Linked DNA regions of Homo sapiens: region 2 is linked to region 1. Evidence: chromatin loops called from intact Hi-C (ENCODE). Cell type or tissue: mammary epithelial cell. All regions are shown on one strand.

What was found. A loop is a pair of places that touch in the nucleus more often than their neighbours do. Peaks named below come from ENCODE experiments on the same cell type or tissue, not always from the same donor. Only the 100,000 strongest peaks of a DNase experiment are listed, where the experiment ranks them.
Region 2: a loop joins it to region 1, with 13 times the contacts of the local background. A loop is called at or near these places in 5 of 110 quality-filtered maps.

The regions. Positions count from the first base shown.
Region 1 is chr16:69,335,493-69,343,492 of GRCh38, forward strand. It overlaps COG8 (component of oligomeric golgi complex 8), which reads right to left and starts at 4,072. Exons shown (of 6, transcript NM_032382.5): 1 at 3,684-4,072; 2 at 1,013-1,220. The coding sequence starts at 4,060. It overlaps NIP7 (nucleolar pre-rRNA processing protein NIP7), which reads left to right and starts at 4,280. Exons shown (of 5, transcript NM_016101.5): 1 at 4,280-4,393; 2 at 4,514-4,600; 3 at 4,702-4,840; 4 at 5,688-5,828; 5 at 6,041-7,614. The coding sequence starts at 4,338. The coding sequence ends at 6,160. TMED6 (transmembrane p24 trafficking protein 6) reads right to left here. Exons shown (of 4, transcript NM_144676.4): 4 at 7,758-8,000. The coding sequence ends at 7,915. RefSeq lists silencers at 3,749-3,798, 3,809-3,858 and enhancers at 4,279-4,398, 4,579-4,658. In mammary epithelial cell, a CTCF peak has its summit at 4,104; a DNase peak (open chromatin) is centred at 4,169; H3K4me3 peaks cover 2,371 bases; H3K27ac peaks cover 2,046 bases.
Region 2 is chr16:69,195,212-69,203,211 of GRCh38, forward strand. The region is part of intron 1 of SNTB2 (syntrophin beta 2); the gene reads left to right. Among named protein-coding and RNA genes, the nearest start is that of SNTB2, 12 kb to the left of the region's middle. In mammary epithelial cell, no CTCF peak of the experiment used is centred here; DNase peaks (open chromatin) are centred at 4,330 and 6,770; H3K27ac peaks cover 478 bases.

The DNA.
Region 1 (8,000 bases):
ACCAACAAAGATCAGGTTAGTTAACTCTCTTGCTTAAAAAGCTTAAAACCTGGCCAGGTGCAGTGGCTCAAACCTGTAATCCCAGCACCGTGGGCAGGCAGGTCACTTGAGGTCAGGAGTTTGAGACCAATCTGGCCAACATGTGAAACCTCGTCTCTACTAAAAATATAAAAATCAGGTGGGTGTGGTGGTGCAGGCCTGTAATCCCGGTTACTCGGGAGGCAGAGGCAGGAGAATCACTTGAACCCGGGAGATAAAGGTTGCAGTGAGCCAAGGTCGCACCACTGCACTCCAGCCTGGGGGACAGAGCGAGACTCTGTCTCAAAAAAAAAAAAGAAAAAAAAAAAAGCTTAAAATCCTCCAGTGACTTCCCACTGCAATCAAGAAAATTCCAACCACTTGTTGGGACTTACACTGGTGGCCCTACCTGGCTCTCCATCTTCACCTGCTTCCTAGTGCTCTCCCGCTGCTACAATCCATTAACCCTGGCTGCCTCTGTATCCCTTAAACACCTCAATTTCTGCCCACTTCAGCCCTCTCTACTTGTTCTTCACACTTTCTGGTTTGCTCTCTCCCCAGATCTTTGTGGGCTGGCACCTCCTTCTCATTTAGGTCTCAGCTTAAATGTTACCTCCCTAGAAGAGTCCTTCTTGATCACCCTACCTAAAGAAACCTACCCTAGACTCCCTTACCCCATTCCCTGTTTTTTTCTTCAGACACCACTATCTGAAATGATATCATTTCTTTGTCAATTATCAGACTTCCCATTAGCACGTAAGCTGCATGAGAGCCAGGACCACTTTATTCACACTGTATCCCCAGCATATAGAGCAGTGCTTGGCACATGATTAATATGTATTTTGAATAAATGAATGTTTTCTGTTCAGGCATACCTGGCTGGCAGAAACTGATGTGAAACATGCAAGAGTTTCTACCTAAAGCTTCAGTCCTGACCACAGAATAAATGATTACAAGAACATTACTTTGAGTCCTCTCTGGGCAAGGTGGCTACCTGGATGACAGGGATGGAAGAGTATTTCCTCTCCAGTCGGCGTACGTAGGCTGCAAGCTCCAGGGCCTCTTCATAATAACTGTTCCGGACACAGGTGTCCATGAGCTGAGGAATCTCCAGTATTTCCAAAATTTCTGTGTGCCGGTTTAGGGTCAGGCTATTCATCCGGCGGTTGGAGCTGATCTCCTCGGCTTCCTTCACAAAGTTCCTAGTAATAATCAGAAGAATGTTGATCCTTCACTGCTCTGTACCCAAACCTTAGCTACAGTTACCAAGTACCTGCTATGAACATTGGGCTGGATGATCTATCTGATTTATTCCTCACACCCCACCTATAAGGTAAGTATTATTACAATTGAGGAAATTTTTAATCCCAGAGAGGTTAAGCAACTTGTCCAAAAACATACAATTAATAAATCTAACAGATGGAGATCCAGATATGCCACTTGCTGGCTGTGGCAAGGTACTTGGCCTCTCTGAACCTATTTCCTCATTAGTAAAACGGTATATAGGGCCAGGCGCAGTGGCTCACGCCTGTAATCCCAGCACTTTGGGAGGCTGAGGTGGGCGGATCACTTGAGGCCAGGAGTTCAAGTGAAACCCCATCTCTACTAAAAATACAAAAAATTAGCCAGGCATGGTGGTGCGCGCCTGTAGTCCCAGCTACTCAGGAGGCTGAGGCAGGAGAATCACTTGAACCCAGGAGGTGGAGGTTGCGGTGAGCAGAGATGGCGCCACTGCACTGCAGCCTGGCCAACAAAGCAAGACTCCGTCTCAAAAAAAAAAAAAAAAAAAGTATATAGGACCCTCCTCATAAGGGTGTAAGAACTAAATGAGATGATGTGTGTGAAGCATTTAACATAGAACTTGAAACAGAGCGAATGCGTCAAAGTAAAAATAGTAAAAGAGACACAGTTAAATATTTAACAGTAGCTATCATTATTTTCAAAATGAAGCACTAACTGCCTAGAATCCACAATCTTTCCCCTCAGGTCTTCATCTTCTCCTATGCTAATGTTCAACCATAGTTCCTGCCACAGTCTACTTTCAACACTTCTCCATATTTGCAGAGACCTGCTTTATCAAGTCCCCTATCTATTCTGGAGCATGGAAGGGTACAAAAGCTGCTGTCAAATATCCAAAGGCTCAAAAGAAAAATTAAACTTTAATCATGAAAGGCTGGAAGGCAGAACTAGGGATAATGGAGACAGAATATGACTCACAAAGGACTTTTTTTTTTTTTTTTGAGACGGAGTCTTGCTCTGTCACCAGGCTGGAGTGCAGTGGCACGCATCATCTTGGCTCACTGCAACCTCCGCTTCTCAGGTTCAAGTAATTCTCCTGCCTCAGCCTCCCGAGTAGCTGGGACTACAAGCGCGTGCCACCACGCCCAGCTAATTGTATTTTTAGTAGACATGGGGGTTTCAGCATGTTAGCCAGGATGGCCTCGATCTCTTGACCTCGTGATCCGCCTGCCTTGGCCTCTCAAAGTGCTGGGATTACAGGTGTGAGCCACCGCACCCAGCCTTTTTTTCTTTTTTTAAGAGAGTTTCACTTTGTCACCCAGTCTGGAATGCAGTGGCACAATCACAGCCCACCGCAGCCTCGACCTCCCAAACTGGAGTGCGGTGGCACAATCATGGCTCACTGCAGCCTCAATCTCCCGGGCCCAACTGACCCCCCCACCTCAACCTCCTGTGTACCTGGGACTACAGGCGCACGCCACCACGACCAGCTAATTTTTTATTTTATAGAGACAGGGTTTTGCCATGTTGGCCAGGCTGCTCTCGAACTCCTGGGTTCAAGCCTCAGGCTCCCAAAGTGCTGGGATTACAGGCTGAGCCACCACATCCAGCCATCCAAATGGAGAGACTTTTTGATATCTGATGCCCTCAAATGCGAGGATTTCCTTGTCACCTTCCCGTCAATGGAAGTTTTGAAGCAGATGACCTCCGGTCCACGCTTTCGTATAAAATAAGTATATAAATGTGCACATATATTCAGCTCACACCTATAATGTTAACTGTGTCAGACCCGATAATAAGAGCTTTGCATGAATCCTTTTTCTTTGTGCCCACAACTGCCCTTCGAGGGAGGGACGTGCTTCTGGGTAACCAGTTCTGAATTCGAAACCTCCTAGCTGTGTCCTTGGACGTCACTAATCTCTGTCTTGACTTGCTCATATGTAAAATGGAAATAACAGGGCTGGGCGCAGTGGATTATGCCTGTAATCCCAGCGCTTTGGGAGGCCGAGGCGGACAGATCACGACATCAAAAGATCGAGACCATCCCAGCCAACATGCTGAAACCCCGTCTCTACTAAAAATCCAAAAAAATTAGCTGGGCGTGGTGGCGCGCGCCTATGGTCCCTGCTACTCAGGAGGCTGAGGCAGGAGAATCGCTTGAACCCAGGAGGCAGAGGTAGGTTGCAGCGAGCCGAGATCTCGCCACTGCACTCCAGCCTGGCGACAGGGCGAGACTCCGTCTCAAAAAAGATAAAAAAGGAATAACAGTACCTATCTCGAAGGCTGTTGTGAGGTTTAAATGGATTAATAAAGCGCTCAGCAGAGAACCTGGAACGTGGTAAACGCTTTATGTGTTAGTTATTTCTACCATCGTAAATGTCAGCTTTTACAGTTATAAAACCCCTTTAGCGCCAGGCGCGTCGCACCTGCAGCTCTGCTGGAAGCTGGGCAAACGGTCGAGCAGGCGGCCGAGCGACGCCTCCACGTCGCCAAACAGGCGGTGGATGCGCTCGGTGCACTCGGCGCCGCGGATGAAGGTCTTGTAGTTAGCGAAGGCCAAGTCGCGCGTCTGCTGCAGCAGCTGCGCCCGCTCCTCCGCCAGGCGCTCGGGCTCGCGCCGCAGCCGCTCCAGCCCCGAGCCGCTCAACTCCCGGAGGTAGCGGCCCACATCGGGCCGCTCGCGCCACTGGGCCTCGGGGAAGCGGTCCCGGAACAGCGACGCCAGGAGCCCTTCATCCTCCACCTCGCCGAGAGCCGCTGCTGTGGCCGTGGCTACCGATGGGATAGTCGCCGCGGTCGCCATCTTCCCAGCAACAACGTCACTTCCCTTCCGGACCACAAGGGGCGCTGACTCCGAACTTAGGACAGGAAGAAACAGGCACATTTCCGGTCTCTATGCTTTCTCATCCGGCCGGCTTGCTTTCCCCTGCGGTCGTCCAGACTATTGGGCGCTAGCGAGACGAACTATTGGTACGGGGCTAGAGAGGAAGGCTTTGGGATTGCCGGGGAGCAGCGAGCGACCGACTTCCGTTTCCAGTTACCAAGGCACGAGGATCCGGTGTTCCAACCCAGGGGGAAAAATGCGGCCTTTGACTGAAGAGGAGACCCGTGTCATGTTTGAGAAGATAGCGAAATAGTAGGAGCGCGCGGGGCGGACGCGGGAGTGTGTGGGTGTGGTGGCCAAGGGTGGAGTGGGGGCGCGGTGCCGGAGACCGGTTCGTTCGGGCGCGGTCTCCAGTCCTCTTTTTGCCCTCAGCATTGGGGAGAATCTTCAACTGCTGGTGGACCGGCCCGATGGCACCTACTGTTTCCGTCTGCACAACGACCGGGTGTACTATGTGAGGTGAGGCGGGGCCGGGCAGGCAGCATGGACCCAGGGGAGAGGGGTCCTGGGTCCCACGAGCCTCCTTCATCCGCAACCTTGCTCCCCCTTTACCCTTTTAGTGAGAAGATTATGAAGCTGGCCGCCAATATTTCCGGGGACAAGCTGGTGTCGCTGGGGACCTGCTTTGGAAAATTCACTAAAACCCACAAGTTTCGGTTGCACGTCACAGCTCTGGATTACCTTGCACCTTATGCCAAGGTTTGTGGGGCGGTTTCCAATTCTGCCACGGGCGATGAAGTCAAGGATTAGGCAGATTGTCCGGCAGCTTCTCTCCCACAGAGTCCCTGACAGTGTGCTTGGAGGAGTTTCAGCACATGGAGATGTGTAGAGGTCTTGCAGCTTGAGCATGGTCAGGGCTATGGGATAGGAATGCTATGTGGCTGCGTAGGGTTAGTTTTCTCCAGCGAAGTAGAAGAGCCTAGGGAGACCCAGCTAGAGATCAGAAAGCAAATAAGTGGCAGCAATGAAGACACCGGGGTCCAGAAAAAGAGCTGTTAACCTGGCCATGGAGGATGATCCTTGTAGAGTTGAGAAAATAACTTTTTCTATTTTTTTCTTTTTCTTTCTTGCTCTGTTTTTTCTTTTCATTTCTCTTTCTCTTTCTTCCTGACACAGTTTCACTCTGTCGCCCAGGCTAGAGTGCAGTGGTGCGATCTCACTGCAGCCTCCACTTTCCAGTTTCCAGTGATTCTTGTGCCTCAGTAGCTGGGATTACAGGCATGTGCCACCACACCTGGCTGATTTTTTTGTGTGTTTTTAGTAGAGACAGTGTTTCACTGTGTTGGCCAGGCTGGTCTCGAACTCCTGGCCTCAAGTGATCCACCTGCCTTGGCCTCCCAAAGTGCTGGGATTACAAGCGTGAGCCACTGCACCGGGCAACTTCCTGCATTTCTGTTCAGGAGATAGACAGTTTGAGGAAAACATGAGTCTCTCTGTTTCCCTTAAAATTATTTCAGAAAATTATTCACAGATCCAGCAGCTAGCTTGTCTGCATGGATAGAAATAGTAACGTTTTTATGTCTCTTGGATTTTAATTCTCTTATAGTATAAAGTTTGGATAAAGCCTGGTGCAGAGCAGTCCTTCCTGTATGGGAACCATGTGTTGAAATCTGGTCTGGGTCGAATCACTGAAAATACTTCTCAGTACCAGGGCGTGGTGGTGTACTCCATGGCAGACATCCCTTTGGTGAGTAGAGATGGTAGCTGTTACAGAACTCAAGTACTCTTATTCAAGAAGGGTATGTCTTCAATCTGAGTGCTTGAGAGAATAAATTCTCAGCACGTTTTGAATCCCAGAAAGACCAGAACTGTATTTTTTCCGTCTTTGTTATTTCCAGCCCTCAATATGGGCATATTGAATGACTTCAGTGAGTTAGTGTCTCTTCTTTTGAATCCCAGGGTTTTGGGGTGGCAGCCAAATCTACACAAGACTGCAGAAAAGTAGACCCCATGGCGATTGTGGTATTTCATCAAGCAGACATTGGGGAATATGTGCGGCATGAAGAGACGTTGACTTAAAACGAAGCCATTCCAAGGACAGACGGCTGTATGGAAAGGCCGAGCTTTGTTTCCTGTGTTTGTGTGGACTCCACCATCATGTTGAATTTTGTCAACACTCTGGCCTCTTCAGGGACTTCTTATTTACTGTACTCTCTATCACTGACAAATGCAGGCTGGATTCTTATTATATACAGAGATGGCTCAAAAATGGGGTTTCAGATCTTTGTGACGAAATAGAATACTGTTTCATATTTGAATCAGAGGGCTTCTTGTTCTGAGAAATAGGTTCAAAATCATTGGAACCAGGAACAAGAATAGCTTATTGTTATCTGTGATAACACTGTTTTCTAAACACAAGGATTTTCTTTTTTATTAATATGCAACATAGACATTGCCATAACAGAATAATAAACCACATGTGGGGTTTTAAAAATGAAATTTGGCTAATAGGAGCAATTCAGCTATTTTTCTATACAGTAATTGGTGTGTGGTATAGAAGAAAAACGGGTTCAAACCCCACTTCTGCCACCTACCAGCTATATGGCCTTGAATGAGTCATTCAGCTTTAATAAGGTTCATTTTCTTCTGTTTAAAAAGACACAAAACTTGAAAATCAGCTTTGGCCATCTACCTGAGAATTAGAAAGTCTGATTTTTGGAATTAGAAATCATGATTGTAGGCTGGGCACAGTGGCTCGCGCCTGTAATCCCAGCACTTTGGGAGGCCAAGGCGGACGGATCACTTGAGGTTAGGAGTTTGAGACCAGCCTGGCCAACATGGTGAAACCCCATCTCTACTAAAAAAAAAAAAAAAATTAGGTGTGGTGACACATGGCTGTGGTCCTAGTTACTTGGGAGGCTGAGGCAGGAGAATGGCTTGAACTGGGGAAGCAGAGCTTGCAGTGAGCCAAGATGGTGCCATTGCACTCCAGCCTGGGCGTGACAGAGTGAGACTCCATCTGATTGTAAAGCATCTAGTACAGTGTACAGTGCCTTGGAAATGATAGGTATGGAATAAATGGTAATTATTTTTATATTATATATATTATGTATTCCTGTTATTAAGTGTAGAGTTTTATGAGTATAATTTGATTTTATTACCTTCTTTTTTACAAGCTGTTTTCTCAGTATTTTTCTTGGATGGGATGACGCTAGGCTGGAAAGTTTTTTTCATCACTATGATTTTATAAAACAATTTTTTCTATGAACCTTTACTTACTTGACTGGATTGGACTAAAAGCACTGATCAGAGGCCACGACATAAAAATTCAGTCCCTTTGTCCTTCCCCGTGCCTCCCAAAGTTACTTTAAGATCCTTAGAATATTTCTTTAAATATTTTATAGACAAAAAATTTAAAGACTATCTGTATTGCAAAATTAAACTATTTCTTTAATGAATATATTGCTTATTTTAAGTTCCAAAGGTGAAGTCTTTAAGAATAAAACATTACCAACTCCTGCTTTTATATGTAAGCAAACTTGATTGTGGCCTTTTTCAACTCATCTTCCTTCTAAGGTTTTCTGTTAGCCTCTAAGTAGACTCAGTGAAGGCTAAGGGACTGCTATATGATGAACAGTATTTTGATGCATACATTTAATACATACTTCTTCAGAACTTTTTCACTGTTATGATTTTATTGCCATTTTGCTTTTTTAGATGTGTGCAGCAGACTAAAACATTAATGAGATAATTGATTTTTGTCCCATAACATTACAAAGCTGATTCGACTAAGCCCCAGAAGAAAACAGCCAGGGTGCTATAGTCACCTTAGCTTAGCATCTTGGCTTCTTTGTATCTGTAGTTGTTGGAACATTGAAGAGACGCTTCAAGAAATACAGTTGCAGGATCCCAGAAAGAA
Region 2 (8,000 bases), 140 kb before region 1:
TTGTTTATCAAAATAGACGTATATGATTTATTTTTAATTTTTAAAAAGTATCTATTTGTTGTTATTATTTTTTTTTAGAGACAGGGTTTCACTCTGTTGCCCAGGTTGGAGTACAATGGCATGATCATTGCTTACTGCAGCCCTGAACTCTTGGGCTCAGGTGATCCTCTTGCCTTAACCTCTGGAGTAGTTGGGATTACAGGCATGAACTAATTACTGTTCCTGGTTTGCATTTTTTTTTTTTTTTAGTAAGAATTATTTTGGTTGCAGAAACCCAAAACCAACTAATTTAAGCAGAAGTGGAATGTATTGCCTTATGTAACTCCTGAGACCGGGGGTGGATCTAGGTTTAGGTTCAGTGGGATCCAAAGGCTCAAATTATCTTGGCTGCAACATCTCCTGCTGTGGAGGGTCTAATTCTGTATAGTCAGCTAAGATGGTGCCTGCAGCTCTAGGAACATATTGCCTTAACTTAATAACTAACCCCTGTAAGAAAAACTGGAGGGTTCTTTTACCACTCACATTATCAGTTTGGAGATAGGAAGGACTCCAATAGTTCTGCTTTGCCAGTTCCTCGGACCTATCACTATTACCAAAATGATGGAGACTGCAATCTAGACCTGTGTCACGTGCCCATCCCTTGTGTATTGAGGTTGGCAGCCTCACCAGACTATAAAATCTGGAGTGGGGTGGTTGCTAGGTTAACTTATGTACACTATAACAGGCTATAGGGCTTAAAATAATTTTGGCCGGGCATGTTGGCTCACACCTGTAATCCCAGCACTTTGGGAGGTCCAGGTGGAATCACTTCAGCCTAGTAGTTCAAGACCAGCCTGCACAACATGGCGAGACCCTGTCTCTACAAAACATGTAAAAAATTAGCCAGGTGAGGTGGCGAGTGCCTGTGGTCCCAGCTACTTGGGAGGCTGAGGTGGGAGGATCACTTGAGCTCGGGAGATTGAGGCTGCAGTGAGCCATGTTTGAGCCACTATACTCCAGCTTGGGCAATGGAGCAAGACCCTGTCTCAAAAAGAGAAAAAACAAAAGTGGCTAAGTTGTACATTTTTAAAAACAAAAGGAATCAAAATAGATAATAATGACACTTATGGAGAGCTTACTCTGCTAAGCTCTTTATGATCACAACTTTGTTTTTCTTTTCTTTTTCTTTTTTTTTTTTTTTTGAGATGGGGTTTGGCCCTGTCACCCAGGCTGGAGTGTAGTGGTGTGATCTCGGCTCACTGCAACCTCTGCCTCCTGGGTTCAAGCGATTCTCCTGCCTCAGCCTCCTGAGTAGCTGGGATTACAGACACGCGCTACCATGCCCGGCTAATTTTTGTATTTTTAGTAGAGATGGAGTTTCACCATATTGGTCAGGCTGGTCTCGAACTCCTGACCTTGTGATCTGCCCACCTTGGCCTCCCAAAGTCCTGGGATTACAGGCGTGAGCCACCGCACCTGGCCACAACTTATTCTTTTAACAGCCCTGTGAGTCAGGTGGCATCATCCCCATATAAAATATAAATAAATTGAGTCCTGGAAGATTAAACAGTCAGTGCAAGGTTATAGAATTTGTAGGTGATAGAGGCAAGATTAGTTACTCAGATTTATCAAACTACACAGCCTTTGATATTAACCATTATAATAGACTGCCTCTCTGGTGGATCAGTTTGGGTTAAGAAGCTAGCAAGTCTAAAGACAGGATTTATTGTTATGATTGGCTTAATTTTCAGGAAAATTGTGCTTTGGATTCTGTGTTGTTGCATCTATCTGGAGGTTATCCAGTTAATGTCTCTCAGTCTTTTCCTCATTTTTTTTTTTCATGCTGGACCTAAAGCTGTATGTAATTAATCAACTCATATTGAATAACTACACTCTGTTAGACACTCTGAGAGAAATAGAATATGTAAGCCCCAAAGATTTTACTTTTAAGAAGTACCCAAAATGGGTTTGTAAATACTAATAAACTGCACATAAGTGAATCCAAAGTATTTCATACATTATAAGTGGTAGACAAATGCTGAGAGAACTTGGAATAAGTGAGCAAGTAGTAGGAATGTATTTTGGGTCAAGTGAGAGAAGGGTGGGACATGGAATAGGTGTGGGTGGTGGGAAGGATGGAGGGCATGTTTAGAGGGGAAAGGCATGTCTAGAGAGCAAAGACTGGAACAAGCAGTGATGTTCAAACTTCAGCAAACAGATTTGATGAAATAGCCCATTTTCAAGGCTCTGTACCCCTTTTTAAAAATAGTTTAAATATTTTATTAGTAATATAACTGACTTCTGAAATATCTTGTAATAATTGTATTCATTATCTGCAAACTGTTTTGTAATGTAAAAATTAATTTTTCTTTTGTAATTATTCTAGCCAAACTTTTTTGTTACTGCTTTTACTTTTGATATATTACTATGTTATTTTACTTTTGGAAAACACCAGTTTTAACAAAGTAGCATTCTCCAAAGTATATTCATCTTTACAAGTAAATCTTTGCCCAAATGAAACAAAATCTGTTTTACTGAACACTAAATGTCTTTGATTTGCCTCATTTTGCTGTAATTGTTGGCCAGTAAAAGTATTTACATTGTTAGCTCTGTTTTCATTGCAGTAAGGGATGGCAACATTTTAGAAAACCACTAGTAGTGTAGATAATTTTTTTGAGTACTATGGATTCTGTATTGTCTCTTCAAAGATTATTAATTACATTCTAGGATAAAAATACATATTTTTTACAATGAACACAAAGTAATTGAAAAAATTAAACTGGCTCTGGGCAAATACAAATTCTGCTAAAAACAGCAATGAAAGACTAAAGTGAATTCTGGAAACCATTCTTCACCAGAGATGTTTTGATATTGATCTCTGTTGTCCTTTACAATGTAACAGAGTTGATTTTTTTTTTTTTTTTTTTTGGGGGGTAGGGGAACAGAGCCTCGCTCTGTCGCCTAGGCTGGAGTGCAGTGGCAATCTCAGCTCACTGCAACCTCCACCTCGCGGGTTCAAGCGATTCTCCTGCCTCAGCCTCCTGAGTAGCTGGGACTACAGTCCTACACCACCACGCCCAGCTAGTTTTTTGTACTTTTGGTAAGACAGGGTTTCGCCATGTCGCCCAGGCTGGTCTTGAACTCTTGAGCTCAGGCAATCCACCAGCCTCGGCCTCCCAAAGTGCTGGGATTACAGATGTGAGTCCTCATGCCTGGCCTATTTTTCACATGTGTATTTTTGACAAGAGAAATGTCTTCATTGCACGTTCTGCCTCTGCTTCTCTTTAAGGAGTTTGTGTGTGGTTGGTAGGAAGATGTAGTCCATTCTTATTCCTCTACCACTTACATGTTTCCTCCCATTATTCTCTTTATTTCTCATATCCTCTCCTACTTCTTCTGTGCTTGGGTCTGAAAAGAAATCTTTGAGATTGTTAAGACATCTCCAAACATCTGGATGTAGTTACAAAAATTACCTGATTTTTCTTGGGAAAAAATACAGCAAAACATTTCGGATGGCTGTTAACTTTGTGTGACCTTGGCAAAAAATAATTTCAGCATTATAAGCAGTATGTTTCTTACCTATTAAAAATAAGATCCCTTCCAGCTCATATTTTACAATTCTAAATATGAAATAGAGAATGAAGAGTTAATATGAACTGACTGTACGCAAATGCATGGATTGTCAGAGATTTAGAATATAATAATGTTTTTTTTTTTTTTTTTTTGAGACAGTTTCACTCTTGTTGCTCGGGCTGGAGTGCAATGGCACGATCTCGGCTCACTGCAACCTCTGCCTCCCAGGCTCAAGTGATTCTCCTGCCTCAGCCTCCCGAGTAGCTGGGATTACAGGCGCACGCCACCATGTCCAGCTAATTTTGTATTTTTAGTAGAGATGGGTTTCTCCGTGTTGGTTAGGTAGGTCTTGAACTCCTGACTTCAGGTGATTCACCCGCCTTAGCCTGCCAAAGTGCTGGGATTACAGGCGTGAGCCACCACGCCTGGCCTATAATAATGATTTTTAACACTAAAAATATTTTAGCTATAATTGAATCTTAGTTTGATGATTCAGATGGAACCTCAAGATTTACAATACCTTATTGTGAGCTTCATTTGTTGTGCTAAAGATGTGAAGTGCCAGATAAAATATTTTATGTTGTAGATTTGCAGATAAATCGGCTTTTGCTCTTCCACCTTTCATTTTAACTAGCAGCTAATCGCCTTCAAATCTACACAGGCAGCATTAATTAAAGCGATGTTGGCCTGGCGCAGTGGCTCACGCCTGTAGTCCCAGCTAGTTGGGAGGTTGAGGTGGGAGGATCACTTGAGCCTGGGAGGTGGACGCTTTGGTGAGCCATGATTGCACCACTGCACTCCAGGTCTGGACAACAGAGTGAAACACTGCCTCAAAAAAAAAAAAAAAAGGCGATCTTTTTCTCTTAAGCGCAGATGAATCACTTAGCAAAGAGAGAAATATTGAGCAATCTAGATTGCAGTTAATTTTGTCACTGATTATTGTGTACCTTGAGGTGTCTTCATTTGTTCTTTAGTGAATGGGCAAGACTCTCATAATGAAGATTTGCAATCTTAATGAAAATTGAAAAAAAAGGCCAAAGTTTAAGACTTAGATGCCAAATAATTCCTTCCACTTTTTAGTGTGAAAAATCAGGAGAAAGGGGGACTTTTAAAAAATGTTTTATTTTAGATCCATGCTATTACTGGGAAGACAGAGACTTTTTTTTTTTGAGACAGAATCTCCCTCTGTCGCCCAGGCTGGAGTGCAGTGGCACGATCTCAGCTCACCGCAACCTCCATCTCCCGGGTTCAAGCGATTCTCCTGCCGCAGCCTCTTGAGTAGCTAGGACTACAGATGCGTGCCACCACACCCAGCTAATTTTTTGTATTTTTAGTAGAGATGGGGTTTCACCGTGTTAGCCAGGATGGTCTCAATCTCCTGACCTCGTGATCCGCCTGCCTCGGCCTCCCAAAGGAGGGGGACATTTTTAACATAAATATACTTATTTGTGTTGGCCATTGTTGTCAAGCACATTTGCTTACAGTGAGTTTAGGAATTTAGATATTAGGCGTATTTTGACAAAATGGGGAATCAATTTCTTTTACAGAAATGTAATACCTATTTCTTAGCATCAGCACGCTAGTATGAAATTATTTTTCTGTCAGGCATTCTACTCCTCCAGACTGTACCATCCTTCCACTAGAAGGGTGGAATACACATCAGATTACAGGTATGAATGCTTTTGGAATATGCTTTATTTTTCAGGCCCATGGGTTGAAATACAAGAAAAACAACACATTCGTGATACATCAAATTTAGGATATAACTGCTAGAGCAGGAGGAAGATAAATGGCGTCAAGGAGAGGTTCATGGGGGTTTTTTGTTAGTGAAACTGAGAATGTTAACAGTGATAAAATTGAGTACATGAGTTTTCATTATATTGTACTATGTTTTGTTTCGTTTATTTATTTTATTTTTGTTTTGTTTTTAAATAGAGATGGGGGTCTTGCTACAATGTCCAGGCTGGTCTTGAACTCCTAAGCTCAAGTCATCCTCCAGCCTTGGCTTCCCAAATTTCTGGGATTACAGGTGTGAGCCACCGAGTCTGGCCCTGTGATCCATCTTGAAGTAATGTTTGTATATTGACTCTATTTTTGTTTGCTTTTACTTTACCCTCACCTGACTGATAAAGTTGAGAGATCCTCATTATTTTCTTCTTGTGGGGTAATGGCAGAAGACTGCTCTGTAACTTTTACCAAACACTTTACCGAGTTGCTGCAGCCAATTCGTTTATATGTCACTGAAAACTCAGACAAATCGAGTCATTTCTCTGCTTTTTAAAATAATTACTCCTCATCACACTTTCAGGGCCTCCAGGGGCCTGGTTTGAAAGCAGAACATTCAGGAAAGCCATAGGAAAACAGCATCCTGGCTTAAAAGTTACCACCTGAAATAATAAATATTACATGTGAACAGATGCTTATTTAATGGATTTTGATGGCTTCTTTACCTTTTATTTAAGCACCTTGTATATTGCTAGCATTGAAATAGTATTAATGTCACTGAACTAGAAGGACTCCTCATTAACACCAATAAATGGGAGAGAATGCACTAAGCCAAAAAGTTGCCATCTTATAACTTGTAAAACTCTCTTAAATGTAGATCTGTATTTAAAGCAGCAGGCCAACTTATTTATGTGATGTTGATGTGGTGCTGAATAGGAAAAAACATAGCAAAATGGAAAGGATTAGGGAGGCGGGGACATAAAATCCTTTAATACTGCTTAGTAAGGTATTTTATCCATTTGAAGAAATCTAAAATTCTTTATGAAAGAGATGTGTGTTTAAAATTGAGGGTGGGTAACGTTGCTAAATCATTGGGTGTTAGCCAGGTTTGGATACAGTGTACAGCTGAAAGGAATGTTAATTTTGTTAGATTATTGTCAACAATACTTCTCAGAAAACAAAACAAAAAGCCCAGAGCAAACCAAAAAACCAAAAATGTTTGAGAAATTATTCTCAGATTGTCAGAAAAAAGAGTTTGAATAGTTATTTTAGATTTCGTATTTGGAGGGTAATAATTTTGAGTTTGGTTAAAACATGAGAATTCAATAGTATTATTATTATTTTTTTTGAGTGCCTCTAAAATTGTTAATTGTCCTCTTCTTCTGTGCTTCATACCTGGATGGAAAATTGCTTCAGGATATCAGTCTGCATGTCTGGAGAAACGAATGCTGCTTAGTTTAGGAGCAGACCAGTGAAGCAACACAAGCTGATAGGGCCCTGACTCATTCTCCTTGTTTACACCTGATGTTTAGCTCATCTGCACCTATAATTTCAGCCATTACCTGAGTGTCTGTGATGTTTAGCTGTACCTTTTTGTCCCCAGCCTTTCAGTTATCCCTTCACATTTAACCGTGACTGAGGCAAACTTCTTTGCAGTCACTTACTGTTTAATGAAGGGGCTAGAGTTTCTGGCCCTGTCTCCTCTGTTCTCTGACTTGGAGGCTTTCTCATTGTTCATGTGCTTCCTAACTTTCATCTTAAGGCTTATAAAGAAAACAAGGAGTAACTCCTCACATGTCCCTAGTTAGTAGGCATTACTTTGAACAAACATACATTCTTAGTTTATAATGGAAAATAGTATGGTAGTTACTATTCATACTAAATGTAGGCTGTGAACTTTATGAACTGTTAGAATTTTTTTTTTTCTTTTTTGAGATAGGGTTTCACTCTGTTACCCAGGCTGGAATGCAGTGGCATGATCATATCTTACTGCAGCCTCCATCTCCCAGGCTCAGGTGATCCTCCCACCTCAGCCTCCTGAGTAGCTGGGATTACAGACACACACTACCACATTCAGTAATTTTTTTTTTATTTTTTATTTTTTTGAGACGACGTCTCGCTCTGTCTCCCAGGCTGGAGTGCAGTGGCATGATCTTGGTTCACTGCAACCTCTGCCTCCCGGGTTCAAGCAATTCTCGTGCTTCAGCCTCCCAGGTAGCTGAGACTACAGGCATGTGCCACCACGCCTGGCTAATTTTTGTATTTTTAGTAGAGATGGGGTTTCGCCATGTTGGCCAGGCTGGTCTCGACCTCCTGGCCTCAAGTGATCTGCCCGCCTCAGCCTCCCAAAGTATTGGGATTATAGGCGTGACCCAGCACGCCTGGCCACATCTGATAAATTTTGTATTTTTTGTAGATACAGGGTTTTGCCATGTTTCCCAGGCTCATCTTGAACTCCTGGCCTTAACTGATCCTCCTACCTTAGCCTCCCAAAGTTCTAGGATTAAAGGTGTGAGCCACTGTGCACAGCCTGTTTTCTTTTTTTTTGAGACAGAGTCTCGCTCTTGTTGCCCAGGCTAGAGCTCAGGGGCGCGATCTCAGCTCACTGCAACCTCCATCTCCCGGATTCAAGCAATTCTCCTGCCTCAGCCTCCTAGTAGCTGGGATTACAGGCGCCCACCACCACGCCTGGCTAATTTTTGTACTTTTAGTAGAAATGGGGT